Linked DNA regions of Homo sapiens: region 1 is linked to region 2. Evidence: chromatin contacts called from ENCODE Hi-C data. All regions are on one chromosome and are shown on one strand. The core of a region is the stretch at or near the end of the contact, and the rest is flanking DNA. Distances in the headings are between cores, read along the strand shown. Region 1 holds the start of TCEAL8 (transcription elongation factor A like 8). Region 2 holds the start of SLC25A53 (solute carrier family 25 member 53).

The links. Hi-C counts contacts between places; a loop is a spot of excess contacts on that map. Pooled maps may share reads with other maps.
Region 1: a loop to region 2 is called in a pooled map, with 7 times the contacts of the local background. The contact joins the promoter of TCEAL8 here to the promoter of SLC25A53 in region 2. A Hi-C loop is called at or near these places in 11 of 50 pooled maps.

The regions. Positions count from the first base shown.
Region 1 is chrX:103,250,546-103,257,427 of GRCh38, reverse strand. It overlaps TCEAL8 (transcription elongation factor A like 8), which reads left to right and starts at 2,273. Exons shown (of 3, transcript NM_153333.3): 1 at 2,273-2,350; 2 at 2,751-2,823; 3 at 3,411-4,433. The coding sequence starts at 3,449. The coding sequence ends at 3,802. RefSeq lists an enhancer at 2,287-2,336.
Region 2 is chrX:104,154,115-104,160,860 of GRCh38, reverse strand. It overlaps SLC25A53 (solute carrier family 25 member 53), which reads left to right and starts at 3,852. Exons shown (of 2, transcript NM_001012755.5): 1 at 3,852-3,983. It also overlaps a transcript of FAM199X not described here. RefSeq lists an enhancer at 3,779-4,078.

The sequences.
Region 1 (6,882 bases), core at 1,024-3,523, 900 kb after region 2:
GTTCAATTCTGATGGAGGCTGAATGTCAAGATAAGGAGTATAGGATTTACTTGGTGAGTGGTGCGGTTACCATCCAGGGTCACTGAGCAGGAGAATGACTGTTGAAAGCAGGGACAAGGTAATGTGTAAGGTGGATTAAAGGGAGAGAGGGAGGCGCTGGAGGCAGGAAGTCCAGAAGTGAAGCAATGGCCTAAATCTGTTCATGAATGTTTACAGCAGTTCTTTTCATAATTGCTTAGAGCTGGGAATAACTCAAATGTCCTTCAGCAGGTGAATGAATAAGCAAACTGTGGAATAGCTAAATAACAGAATACTACTCAGCAAAAAAGAGAATAAACTATTGATACATGCAACAACTCAAATGGATGTCCAGGGCATTATGCTGAGTGAAAGAAGCCAGTCCCAAAAGAAGCCAGTGCACAAAAATTGAAAAATGAAATCATTTACATAATATTCTGAATAAGACAAAAGTGTAGTAATGGGGAATATATTAGTGGTTGCCAGAGTTTAGGGAAGGCAGTCAAATAGGACTACAAGAGACAGCATGCAGGAGTTTCTGGGGGTGATTGAACTGTATTCTGATTGCAGTGGTGGTTAAACAAATCTATACATTGGTTAAACTTCATAGAAGTGTACACACACACAAAGTCCATTTTGCTGCTGATGATTTTTCTTTTAAAAGATCAGAGTTGTTCCTCACTAAATGGTTACATTTAAAAGAGTGGAAACATTTGGTGATAGGCAATGATTAAATCTTTATAATTTGCTAGTTATATTTATATTAAAAGCTCTCTCTCAAACAATAGAACATTTATCCCTCAAGTGTGGAAGAAATTTGTCATGCTTCAACTATAAATCATTAAGTCCAAAAAATATTTATTTTTTCCAAACCTTCTTTTCTCTTCTCTGGTGGGTGTTCTTGTTGGCTAAGGCATCCTGCTGTGACCACCCTAGACAAAAGACCCCCTCTGTCTTCTTCTGACTCTCCAGCTGGCTCCATTGGCCAGAATGCCACTCCAGGCACCACCATCCTTCCAAGTACCAGTGGATTCTGAGTTGCAGGGATATCAGTTTCCTGTTTAATATTATTTTTTACAGCAATGTTGTTCTCTTTGCTTTCTAATCATAACAATTATGCATGTCAATAGTTCTTTTAATGGGACACAGTGGATGATACCAGACTATCTCAAGAGTGCCATGAATGAAAATGCCATGCAAAGAAGCCTCAAGCCTGATGGTGAGATACAGAGAATTCTCTTTTCTGAGTGTTTCATGAGTGTATGAGTTATTTCCCAACAACGAAATGTTTTCCAAGAAACATACTACTTTGAGTTCCAAAAGAATTTTACTCAGTGGAAAGCAGGCTTTTCTGTGGACTTATCTGATTAACAAGATACTGAATCCTATAGAGGAAATGGGGAGGAAGTCTGTCTGAAGCCTCCAAGTGAAACCTTAGTGGATGCCACCAGTGGTCATCAATGAAAAAGATCAGACATCCAACACTTGATAACTTGAGTTCTGCCAGAAATAGAAAGAGTAGTAGATTACCTATACAAAATTGCTAACAAGAGAAAACTAGGCCTCCTTCCACACATTAATTTGGGAGTCAATTTTTTAAGTGCTGTTTGGTAAGATTTTAAAAAATTCTAACACATCAATATGTTGTGAATATTGTCATTTCATTTCCAGCCATTAGAAAACTTTTCCAAAGTCTTACACATTGATATAACTAATTTGTCCTTCATATTAAGTGTTACATATTGCTTATGAGGCATCCGTTTTCTGATACCATTTTTAAAAGTATGCTGATTGCTGAAAACATAGAACACAACAGAAAACTATTCAAGAGGATTAGTCAAATCCTCCACTTTCAACCTTAGATTCTTTTCCAGCCCCCTCTTCCCGATCTACCACCTTTGCCCATTTCAATGCTGGATAGGATTCCAGGGGAAATGGTGGACTGTAGGGGTCTTGGAGGAGGGGAGGTGGGAGTATTGGGAGCAGAAGAAAGAGATGATTCCTCAAAGAAGGAGAAATGGTCGATTACCCCTAAAAGGCTGATCCTCCTGGTAATCTGAGAAAGGCGAATAAATACTCCAGGGCGAAGATAACAGTTTATTGTCTCCGATTGGCAAATACGAAAAAAGATTGACAGTATCAAGTGGAGGGAACGCAGCGGGCGGGCTGCAGTGTTAATGGGAGGGGTAACTGGGGACTCGAGCTCAGTGATGACGCGACTCTCACGTGACCAGGAGTCGACGTGTGCAGAAGTCCTTATAGTCCAGGGCCTGTTTCCCTGTAGCAGCTCCTTATTGCTGGAGAAGGAGAAAAGTGCCCAAGATCCTTTCAGGTTAGTATAAACGTGGGCGCTGACTTGGAGACCCTGGGGTCGAGGAGGCCGAGAGCAGAAAGCAAGCGGGGCCGGCACTGCTTTCCCCACTTCTGTTCCGCCAAACTCCCATTTTGTGCAGGAAATTTGGGGCTGTTTGGTGGGGGATGGCGGGTGGAGAGAGAGAAGGGTAGCTAATTAAGGGTCCTGAGAGAGAGACATAGAAACTGTTTGGAAGAAACTTGCTTTTCCTACTCCCTGCTTGCAGAAAAACGGTGGGCACGGAGGAGGGCGGGGTTGCCATAAAAGGAGGGCGAGGATGAGGACATGGGAAACTTTACACCAACATGGCCTAGAATCATGAAAGGGACCCGTGATCCAGGTACTAGTCTGCTCACCAAACACTCCCATCTGTCTGCAGGATATTTGGTTTTTTGGGCGCGACACAAATCGAGGTGAGGGAAGAGAGAGGAAAATCCCCTGAATCCCTGCAGGTCAGTTTTTGTAAAGGTGCAATTGCTTCAGGTCTCTTCGGGTGGGGGTGGAAGTGTGAGTGACACCAAAGCACATCCTGGGGTCGCAGCAGCCCCTCCCCATCCGGATTAAGTGCCAGAGGCCGGTGCCGAGCCTGCAGCGGAAATGAGGCGGGGGAGGAGGAGGCTTAAGAGACGCTGAAGGGGGAGGGGAGGCCAGAGACTGGACCAGCCGTCTCAGGTGAGAGGCTGGAGGTTGAGAGGGCCTGGGAAAGTCTGAAGGGCGGGAGTGTTGGAGACCAGAGGCGGGAGAAGGGTTAATTGCTTCCGTACTGCTCCCATTTCAGTATTAGGAGAGGCTTGTAGCAGGGCCTGCTGGGAAGATGGTGGGCAGGAGCAGGAGGAGAAAGATGGAGCTGGAACGAAAGGGGGCGCGAAGGGAGGTGGAGTCAGGGGAGTTCTGAGCCTGAGGATCCAGCTTTCTCTAGTTGGAAAACTTTTGACAATTAGGGTACTGAGTCAAAAAAGGCCAGTCGCTATGGGACCCCATACTCTGACTGCTGGTCTGTTTGCCTGGAATCTAGTAGTTTTGTTTCCTTGTTTTCTAGGATTAATTTATTCAAAAAGGAAATAAAAAATACTCAATATGCAAAAGTCTTGTGAAGAAAATGAGGGAAAACCACAGAACATGCCAAAGGCCGAGGAAGATCGCCCTTTGGAGGATGTACCACAGGAGGCAGAAGGAAATCCTCAACCTTCCGAAGAAGGCGTAAGCCAGGAAGCAGAAGGAAACCCCAGAGGAGGGCCGAATCAGCCTGGCCAGGGATTTAAAGAGGACACACCCGTTAGGCATTTGGACCCTGAAGAAATGATAAGAGGAGTAGATGAGCTTGAAAGGCTTAGGGAAGAGATAAGAAGAGTAAGAAACAAGTTTGTGATGATGCATTGGAAGCAAAGACATTCACGCAGCCGTCCTTATCCTGTGTGCTTTAGGCCTTGAATTCATTTTTGCCTAATATTAAAATCTGGCCCCAGCTTTCTTTCTGTTAGCATTTTCTGATGTATCTTTGACCTCCATTTTACTTTTAATCATCTGATGAAATTTTGTTTTAGGTAATTTCCTTGGTACCAGCATCTCATTGGATTTTGGATTTTGACCCATTTTCCAGGTCTATTTTTCAATTGGAAACTTTCACACATTTGCATGGGAATATGTTCATTCCATGTTGTAAAGTAAAACATAACAGGTTATGGCAAAGCAGCATATTTAATATCAGCTCACATATGTAGGATAAAATTCCAAACTTTGTGTGTGTGCGTGTGTGTATACATACATCCATATAACATATATCACAAACTTAACCAAGCTTATTTCTGTGTGGTGTGAAATTTTATTTGTTTTCTTCTTTTTGTTCTTTTTGCTTATATGTACTTTTTAATGAACACGTGTCTCACACACAAAAAGAATTAAGGATTTTTTTTACAAGTAAGAGTCAAATAATTTGCAACCAGCTTATGAGGGCAATGGGGGCACCTAAACTCTTGATGAAAGAACTTTAAAAAGAAATGTAAACCTCAAATTACCTCTGGATCTCTTAGCCAGAGGAATAAACTGGCAATTATTACAGATACACACGTTTAAGACTCAGTCTTTTCATGGGGAAAATATTTGCTTCACAGGGCTGCAGTGGGGAAGAAATGAGGCAGTAACAGCTGTGCTCAGTGAGATCTTGTTCCCACCTGTGCATACGGAATCCCAACCCACTATAGAAGCACCAATATTTAAGGGAGGGCCTGGCATGATGCAACTTGTACTCAGGATCAAGTCCAGTAGGCAGAGGTGGGGGCTTACCTATCAGTCCTCTGCTATTGAACCCTGTCTCTTCCCCTGGTTCCTGCCATGCCTGCCCAACACTGCTGCCTCTTCTGCTGAGTGCTGTGCTCCCTGCTGGCCCCACTACTGCTGATGCACTGCAGTCCTTGAGGGCCAAAACCCCACCGAGTTCCCTGGAGTCCTCAGTAGGTTGAACTTTCACTGTCTTCTAAAGCTTCTCTCTGCTTTATAGTGACACTTAACACAGGTGGGACTTCTCTAGGGTTGCTTGGGCCACAAGGTCTTTCAGAGCCCTTAGCAAAATAACCCTTCTGTTTTCAATCACAAGACCCTTCTTCTCCATAGGAGTCAGATGTGATGACTCCATTTGGGATTTGGACTGGGGTATAAGTTTGAGTCAAAGACCTGTTGTAATCACAGTTTTTGCTCTAAGTCTAAGGAATGAGGTTTTGTCCTCGTGGGATGATCTCTTCCTGAAGGCTCCTGGGCAGGCCTGACTTACTGGTTCGGAAGACTGCTGGGGAACATATATAAATTGCACAAAGTGATGCAGGGAACAGATCTAAGGAACAGTCCCCTTAATTCCATCTCTTCTGTTGACCTGTGGTTAAAAAAAACTTTCAAAGTCAGTAAGAACCTTGTAAATGTACTTGAAGTAGAATGCTACTATATAAATGTTAGAGATTATATTTCCCCTGTAGAACAAGCAAAGACTGTCTCTTCCTCTTGGTATCCCACATATGAATACTTGTATGTGTTTAACTGGCACATTGTGTTTTAATATTTAATTGATTTTTTGATTGCTACTAAGAGCTAGTAGGTTTGTCCAAATTAGGTTACTCGCTGAATAATCTACAAGTCTTTAGTTCTCTAGAGTTATGACAAGCAATTCCAAGAAGAAACAGGGCAGAGAATTGATTGTACTCTAAATGTTTTATTATAAAAGTATCTCACATAATCACCTGCATCAGAATCTGCTGGGGAGCATCTTGAAAATGCTGATGTCTGGGCCCCACATAAGGCCCACTGACCCACATTCTGGAGGTAGACTGTAAAATTATAGCTTGCAAACTCCTCCAGGTGATAATGATATGGACTGAAGAATGAGAACCACTAGTAATACAGTATGCTTTTCATTATTACAAATATTAACTATAAAATAATTGGCAGGAAATCTTGGTGAGTGCTTACTGACATTCAGGAAATAGAAGGCCTATACAAGCATTTATTGTTTTAAGTATGAATTTTTAAAGGAAAAGATGGACACATCTATACATAAAATTTAAAAGGTTCGTGTTAACAAAGACAAGATAAAAAGCTAGGGGGAGGAATGTAACATAAGATGCCTTTTTATTGACTGAACACCATGTTTAGCCATGCATTGCCTCCTTCCAATATGAGTAAAATGTATCAGAAATAAATTCAAAATTCTCTTTTAGTAATCATCTCAAAAAATAATTGAGCCAACCCTGCGCCCTTGGCTTTCTTCTGTTTCTATTTTTTCACTGTATGATGTCATTTGCAGGGAATCTTCATGTCTCCAGACCATTCTTCAAGGTGATGGCAGCCTGATAGGCGCTAGTCAAACTGGAATTCTAGCTGGAGTGAGATAAAGTTCCAGGTTCACCGGAACCAGTTTTACGAGAAAGGATAAATCCTCCGCACAGCCCCCAGAGGGTGGTGCTCAGACAGGATGTTAAAGGGTTGGCCCAAGCAACACTTCTGACTTTGTCCCTCCACTCCAGTCTGCAGCAGGTACTAGGTTCTCCTAAGGCTAATGGCCAGGCTATCCTGGACATACACATGTGGAGGAGGATGACTGTCCTATTTCAGGTCAGAGCACTTTGCCTTTCCCTCCTTTTCCCTTTCTCTTCTGGGGAACATTTTGTAGGGGAAAAGAAAAAGCTCCATAACTTCCCAGTTGAAAACATTGGTTGGGATAATCTTTGAGCAAGCAAATGTCTGAACAGGTCTGAACAGGTCTGACCAGGTAACTTGGGGTTGAAGCAGAAGGGGCTGACCCTTCTCTCAGAGTTCGGTGAAGTAGCCCACAAGACAACTGGGGCAAAAACAGAGTTAGACAGCACACAAAACCTCACCCATCCCTCTCCCACCCACCTTGCACAGACTCCCAGAAGGGCCTCGATGTGCCCTGGCCTGTTTGGTTGGTTCTGCAAGGACTTTAGCTCTGTGTCTTCCTGGTGCAGAGCATCTGATGCCTGAGCCAGCCCAGGCCCTGAAGCACA
Region 2 (6,746 bases), core at 2,603-5,102:
ATATACTTTGGAGGAGATGCTAGATGTTTTGAAATTTTCATCCTTGCAAATATATATTTCAACAATCTGGTCATTTTCAACCTGAACATTTTTTTCAATCTGAACATTACTCTTAACTAGTACTTGTACATTTTTACAATATTATGATTGAAGTTTGTAAAGATGATCCAATATGTCTTCTGAATCATAGAAGAATTATTAAATTAGGATATGTTTTTATTATTTGCAAGCTGGTAATCCGGTCTGTTGTTGTTTCTTTTTCTTTTAACACTTCTAGACTAATCGGAGCATGCTTATCAGGTATCTAACCTTGGGCTCATTCTTTGATCATCTTTGACAACACAGAGTTTACACTCAACAAACATATAGCAACCAACAGCTGATAAATTTAAGATTCATGCTATTATAGCAGTGTCTATCACAAAATAATTGTGACTTAACTAAAATTTTAACAAATGCCACATAACTCTTTTTAATAAAAACATAATTTTTCCACAATGAAGCACAAACAGATATATCTTCATTTCTAATTTGATAGAATGTAGTCTGCTGGTGTCACCAAGACAGTAGATTTCAGGAATAGGCCAGATCTCATTTTAATCTGAGTTAGGACAGATGTTCAAGTTTGACTTAAGAGGTCTTATCCAGTTACATCTTAACTCACTCCTGACTTCCCCAGAGATGGGTACGATGGCTCTGCCTACAACAGAGGGCCTACAGAGGGACTTCTTTACATGATCCTCTGACAAACATGAGCTGAGCATGATGAGTATTAGGGTTCCCTAGAAGCAGAGCCTAAGGTGGGGCATGATTCTTGGGCCAGTGATTTAGAGCGAGTGCTCTCAGCAGCAGCGGAGTGAGAGAAGCAGGATATGGCTGGAGGAAAAAACCTAAGCTCGCTGGAAACAAGCTCTAGCCTAATCCCAGGAGGAGCTCTGGAGTAGGATTTACACCACAGAATTGGTCAACCTTGAGGCAAGGTACCCTTGTACTCTCATCATCAGTTAGTCATTGCTTTTGGCTGCAGGGTTGTGTGTGTAGGGGTTGGGGTTATTAAACAGAAATCTCCCAGGCAATGAACCTCTTCTGCAGAGTGCAATTCTGCAGAGAAGGAAGCAGCTGTATTCATCAGCTAATACCCACAGCAGCTGGGGGATGGATCTATCTGCCTTGTAAAGGGGGCCTGAACTGGTCACCAGCTGTGTAAAACACTATGGTATAGAAACACTGTCATATATATGTTAGGACCCCAGAACAGCTCTGAAGAAACAAATAACTGAAACATACTGAAGAAAGCACTGCAGAACCTGAACACTTAAATTATGTACGTAGAGCATTGCTTCTAAAAATATGCTATGAGTACGACTAAGGATGCTAGGAACACATCTCCCTTTCTAACATTGGGTTTACGAACATCCTCTCCCCTCAACTACCCAGTTTGCTTAGCAGTAGCAGCTGGTGGTGAATTCTGCCATTAGGGCAAGATGCCCAGCAAGGAAAGAACTGGGTTGGTTAGGAGAATTTAAGGCAGATGAAGTCTCTGGAATGGGGATATGGTGTGTAGGGTGAAAGGAGCTAAAAGGGAAAGGTTTCTTTGTGTATGAAACCCACTCACCAATCTCCACCATTTGTTTATTTCTACCGGCCCTAGAGACACTCTTGTTGGCTCGTCTTTCCTCTGCCAACACTTTTGCTTTGCATCAGGATTTTTCTCTTTCCTCGCCTCTGAAACTCGACTTCTCACAGCTCTACCCCTTACACTGACACTTTCTAATAGTTTGACAGCTAGAAATAATGGAGAAAATTAAGTAAAAAGTCTTTCCGTGCTACCTCTGTTATTTTTGTTTTTAAATTTGGCCAAGCCCAGACATGTGTGCTATCGTTGGGTGTTGGGGGAAAAAATAAAAGACAAGATGATTTGTCTGCAATTCAAACCCAAGAGGGTTTCCTAGGTGTGGAGTGATGGGTTCTGAAATGCCAAATGAGAAAGAAGGTCAGGGAGCTACAAAAGAGGTACAGAGGTAGGGACAAGGCAGTGCTTCATTTACCTTCAGCAAACCTGGTGATTTACCTTCTCCTTCAGTCCCTTCACCATCACCAATCCTTCCCCTGAAAAAACCATTGTGGACTGCCTGATGATAAGTTGGGAAGTGAGAGTGGGTAGGTGTGGAGCAAGAATAACAACATCCTGGGTACCGTACATTCTGAAGGAACAGAGGGAATTCCTGTTTTGTTTTAACCTGGGACAGAGGGGATTGGTTTGTTCTCTCCAGGCTGAGGCAGTAATTCCTGACTCTAGGGACTGCTGATATGGAAATTACTACTACCACTCTGGGTGGAGTCAGATGAGTATATTAAAGAGTCTCATTGTACTGTCCTAAAATAAGCAAGATCTTTGCTAATATCCAAGCTTTACAGAACGGTGGGATGAGGTGAAGGCCCTGTACCTTTATCCCCAGTGGTCTTCAGTACTATAGGAAGTAATGGGGCCTGTGTGGCACAGTGGAGGGCAATGAGTGAGCTGGTTATGCCAATTCCTACTATAGTCACCTCCTTGGCTGCCAGCCTTCAAGGGAGAGATCTTTGCCTTAGTGGGTTCTGCCCTTCTGCTTCTGAAGAGAACCTAGTCTTTCTGTATGGGCATTCAGGCAATTCTTGGGGTGGGGAGTTGGGGGAGAGAGAGCACTTGAAAAGAATTTATGGTGGCCTTTTTCTCAGTGATATTTGAGAAATACCAAGACACATCTGAATGTATCTGAGTTTAAGTCTTGGCTCTATTTGTTATTAGCTCTGTGACCGTGGGCAAGTTATTGATTTATATGCAATCTGACTAATCTGAGTTTTCTTAGCTGCTTTAAGCAGACAAAGAGGACAGGAAAGGGTAATACACTTAAGAACCAGCAAAGGGCTATTGTGAGGATGAAGCAATAACAACAAAATGGGTTTAAAGCACTTATCATAGTGCGTGGTCCATAGAACTGCAAACGTTGGATTTTGCTTATTTTAGGACAGTACAAAGAGACTCTTTAATATACTCTTCTGACTCCAGCCAGAGTGGTAGTAATTTCCATATCAGCAGTCCCTAGAATCAGGTATTACAGCCTCAGCCTGGAGAGAACAGGGCAATCCCCTCTATCCCAGGTGAAATGATTATTATCATTTATTATTTATTAGCCAGAGGTCTTAGGTGAGATCAAATTCAATCATTATAATTTATATTTCAATATACTGCTTAACTTCATGATAGGCAATGTTCTAGGTGCTCCTCACATGTGAAATTTTAATATTTTTACTGCAACTCTGGAGGTAAGTACTATTATTATACCAATTCTACAGATGAAAAAGCCAAGGAATAGCATGCTTGAATCACTTGCCCAAGATGCCATGTTTAGATAGTGGTACAGTGGGGATTCGAACGCGGGAGCTCAGGTTTCAAAGTCTGTGCTCTTTACATATGCAGCTAAAGAGTCAGACAAGAACCAAAAGGAGATGGAGAATAGAGGGTAGAAAGGGCACAGGTTCAAGGTGAAAGGTCAGAAACTGCAAATTCGGAGTTTGGGTTGGTCTAGCAGCTTAAAGGCGTCATCATGAACTGTTCACCTAAGTAAGTTAAGCTCCTGTTTGAGAATGACTGATAAGCTTGCAAGCCAACTTACAAACAAACTGGGGAAATGTTCCAATAGATGACTAAGTCTTTTAGGTCTTTTTACCTGTGTTTTTCGGTCTCTATACCAGATTAGTCGCCTGGCTCTCCCAAACAGACCGGCCAACTGACGTAGTCGCGAAACGGTTAATGTCGAGGCGGGGGCGGGGGAGGCGGAAATAAAGAGAGCGGAAGCAAAGAGGATTGTGGGAGCTCCGTTGTGCGTCGCTTAAGTGAGGGCGGCGGATGGGCGAAGGTCCGGTGACTGCGACTGTCGCTGCTTTCTGAGGCCACAGGAAAGGGGCCGTCGGTCGCCGCCATGACAGCGAGCGAGGCGGAGGTTTGTAGCACTTCTTATGGGCTGAGGGCGTAGACACATCCTGCTTCCAGCCTAGCAGGCAAACGGGAACGGAAGTGATAGGGGATCAGAAGTTGCGAGGGGATGAGGAGTAGGGGAAACTGACAAGCGGACGGACCCGGCGGCGAGAATTGATGGCGTAGCTGTAGGATTAAGGGGCGTGTCAACTGTGTTGTGTGTGTTGACACTGAGATGTGTGAATCCCCTCATTATTTTTAGCTGGGGACAGGCGGGGTCTATGGGGGAGGGGGCGGACGGATGAATGGAGGATAAAATCAGGGCGAAAACGTGTTGTCTGCTGGGCACCAGTACATCTGAGTCACATCTCAGCAGGATGATTTTATTGGAAAGATCTAGGTCCCTGGTTTCAGATTCTGCTATTGATGCGTTGATTGATTTCCCTTACCAAAATACCAAGTACCTGCTCTGTGCTGGGTACTGCACTAGAGGCTCCGGATGAGGAAAGGAATTAGGCTTTTTCCTCGACATTTACAGCCTGCCGGTTGCTATCTGCATTTGGAGACAGGCTATTACAATACAAGGAGACAGAGATAGATCCTGTGTTATGAAAATCTATTGGGTGCCACCGAACTCATCTGGGAGTTGAGATCTGGGACGGCTCTTTGATGCGGTGATTTAACATATATTTTGAAGACAAAATAAGCAGGGCAAAAACGAAGTGCAATTTTCCTCCAAGCACCTTCCCTCCCTGTTGAGGTGAACTGGAGAACTGAGTAGCATTTAAGGCCCAAAATTAGTGTATTTCTTTTTTTTTTTCTTTCTTTCTTTCTTTTTTTTTTTTTTGATAAGGAGTCTCTCTACTTCTGTCGCCCAGGCTGGAATGCAGTGGCGTGATCTCCGCTCACTGCAACCTCCGTCTGCCGGGTTCAAGTGATTCTCCTGCCTCAGCCTCCCGGGTTGCTGGGATTAGAGGCACCCACCACCACTCCCGGCTAATTTTTATATTTTTATATTTTTAGTAGAGACGGGGTTTTACCATGTTGGCCAGGTTGGCCTCGAACTCCTGACCTCAAGTGATCCGCCTGCCTCGGCCTCCCAAAGTGCTGGTATTACAGGCATGAGCCACCGCGCCCGGTCCCCACAACTAGTTTATTTCTGGTAAGAGCATTTGCCCATCACAATGGGACTTCCAGGCGCCTCTGGAAGAATCAGTCTTACGTGAGTGCAAAGCCTGCAAGCTCTGGGTAGGACTACGATGGAGGTGCTAGTTACTTGGTTTTCCAGCAAACTCGGTTCACAGCAGGGAATTGTGCACCCACCAGAAATCCTAAGCAATATTTCTCTGAACAAGAAAAGAAGCCTCTTTGTTTACCAGAGAAACAACAGTATAGCAGTCTAAGTCAGTGGCTCTCAAACTTTCCTGTGAATCAGAATCAGATGGAGCGTTTCTTAAAACCAAGATTGCTAGGTCCCATCCACAGAGTTGCCCCTACAGTTGGTCAGGAGTGGACCCCCGAATTTACATTTCTAACTAGTTCCCAGGAGATGCTGATACTCCTGGACATGGGGCCATACTTGGAGAACTATAGGTCTAAACGGAGCTGACAATAAATTGGAAAGAATATCTCCTGGAATCTCTTAGAACCCGGGAGGCAGAGGTTGCAGTGAGCCAAGATTGCGCCACTGCACTCCAGCCTGGGCAACAGAGTGAGACTCTGTCTCAAAAAAAAAAAAAGAATATCTCCCCTAGGGAAGGCTAGGCACACTCCTAAACGTCAGGCATGTCTGAATTCAGACACAGTAGATATGAAATAAAATGGACTTATTTGACACTGCTTAGAAAATCTTTTTATTTTTATATTTGTATAATTTTATTGTATATTTACAAATTGTATACATTTATAGAGTTCAAAGTGGTATTTTATATATATACAATGTAGAATGATTAAATCAAGGTAAATAACATATTCATCACCTAAAATTTTATCTTTTTTTACACAAAAATGACTCAACATGGAATTTAATAGTTTTTTTGTGGTGCTAACATTTGAAATGTACTCTTAGCTCTTTTGGAATATGAAATTTTGAAATATCACCACCATTCTATTCTCTGTGTTTGTGGGTTCCATTGTTTTAGATTCCACATACAAGTGAGAACATGAAGTATTTGTCTTTCTGTGCCTGGCTTATTTCACTTAGCATAATGTTCTCCAGGCTCATCAATGGACAGATTTTCCTGATTTTTGAAGACTGAATAATATTTCATTGTGTATGTATAGCACATTTGCTTTATCTGTTCATCCACTGATGGACACTTAGGTTGATCCCATAACTTGGCTATTGTGATAAATCCTGCAATGAACATAAGAGTACAGATATCTCTTCGACATACTGATTTCAAATTCTTTGGATATATACCCAGAAGTGGGATTGCTGGATCATATAGTAATTCTATTTTTAGTTTTTTGAGGAACCTCCATACAGTTTTCCATAATGGCTGTACTAATTTATATTCCCACCAACAATGTATAGGGTTGCCTTTTCTCCATATCCTGGCCTGTTATCTTTCACCTTTTTGATAATAGCCATTCTGGAAGGTGTGAGATAATATATCATTGTGATTTTAATTTGCATGTCCCTAGCGATTAGTGATGTTGAGCATTTTTTCTTATGCCTGTTGGCCATTTGTGTGTCTTCATTTGAGAAATGTCTATTCGGGTCCTTTGTCCATTTGTTAATCAGGTTGTCTTTTTGCTACTTAGTCATTTGAGTCCCTTATATATT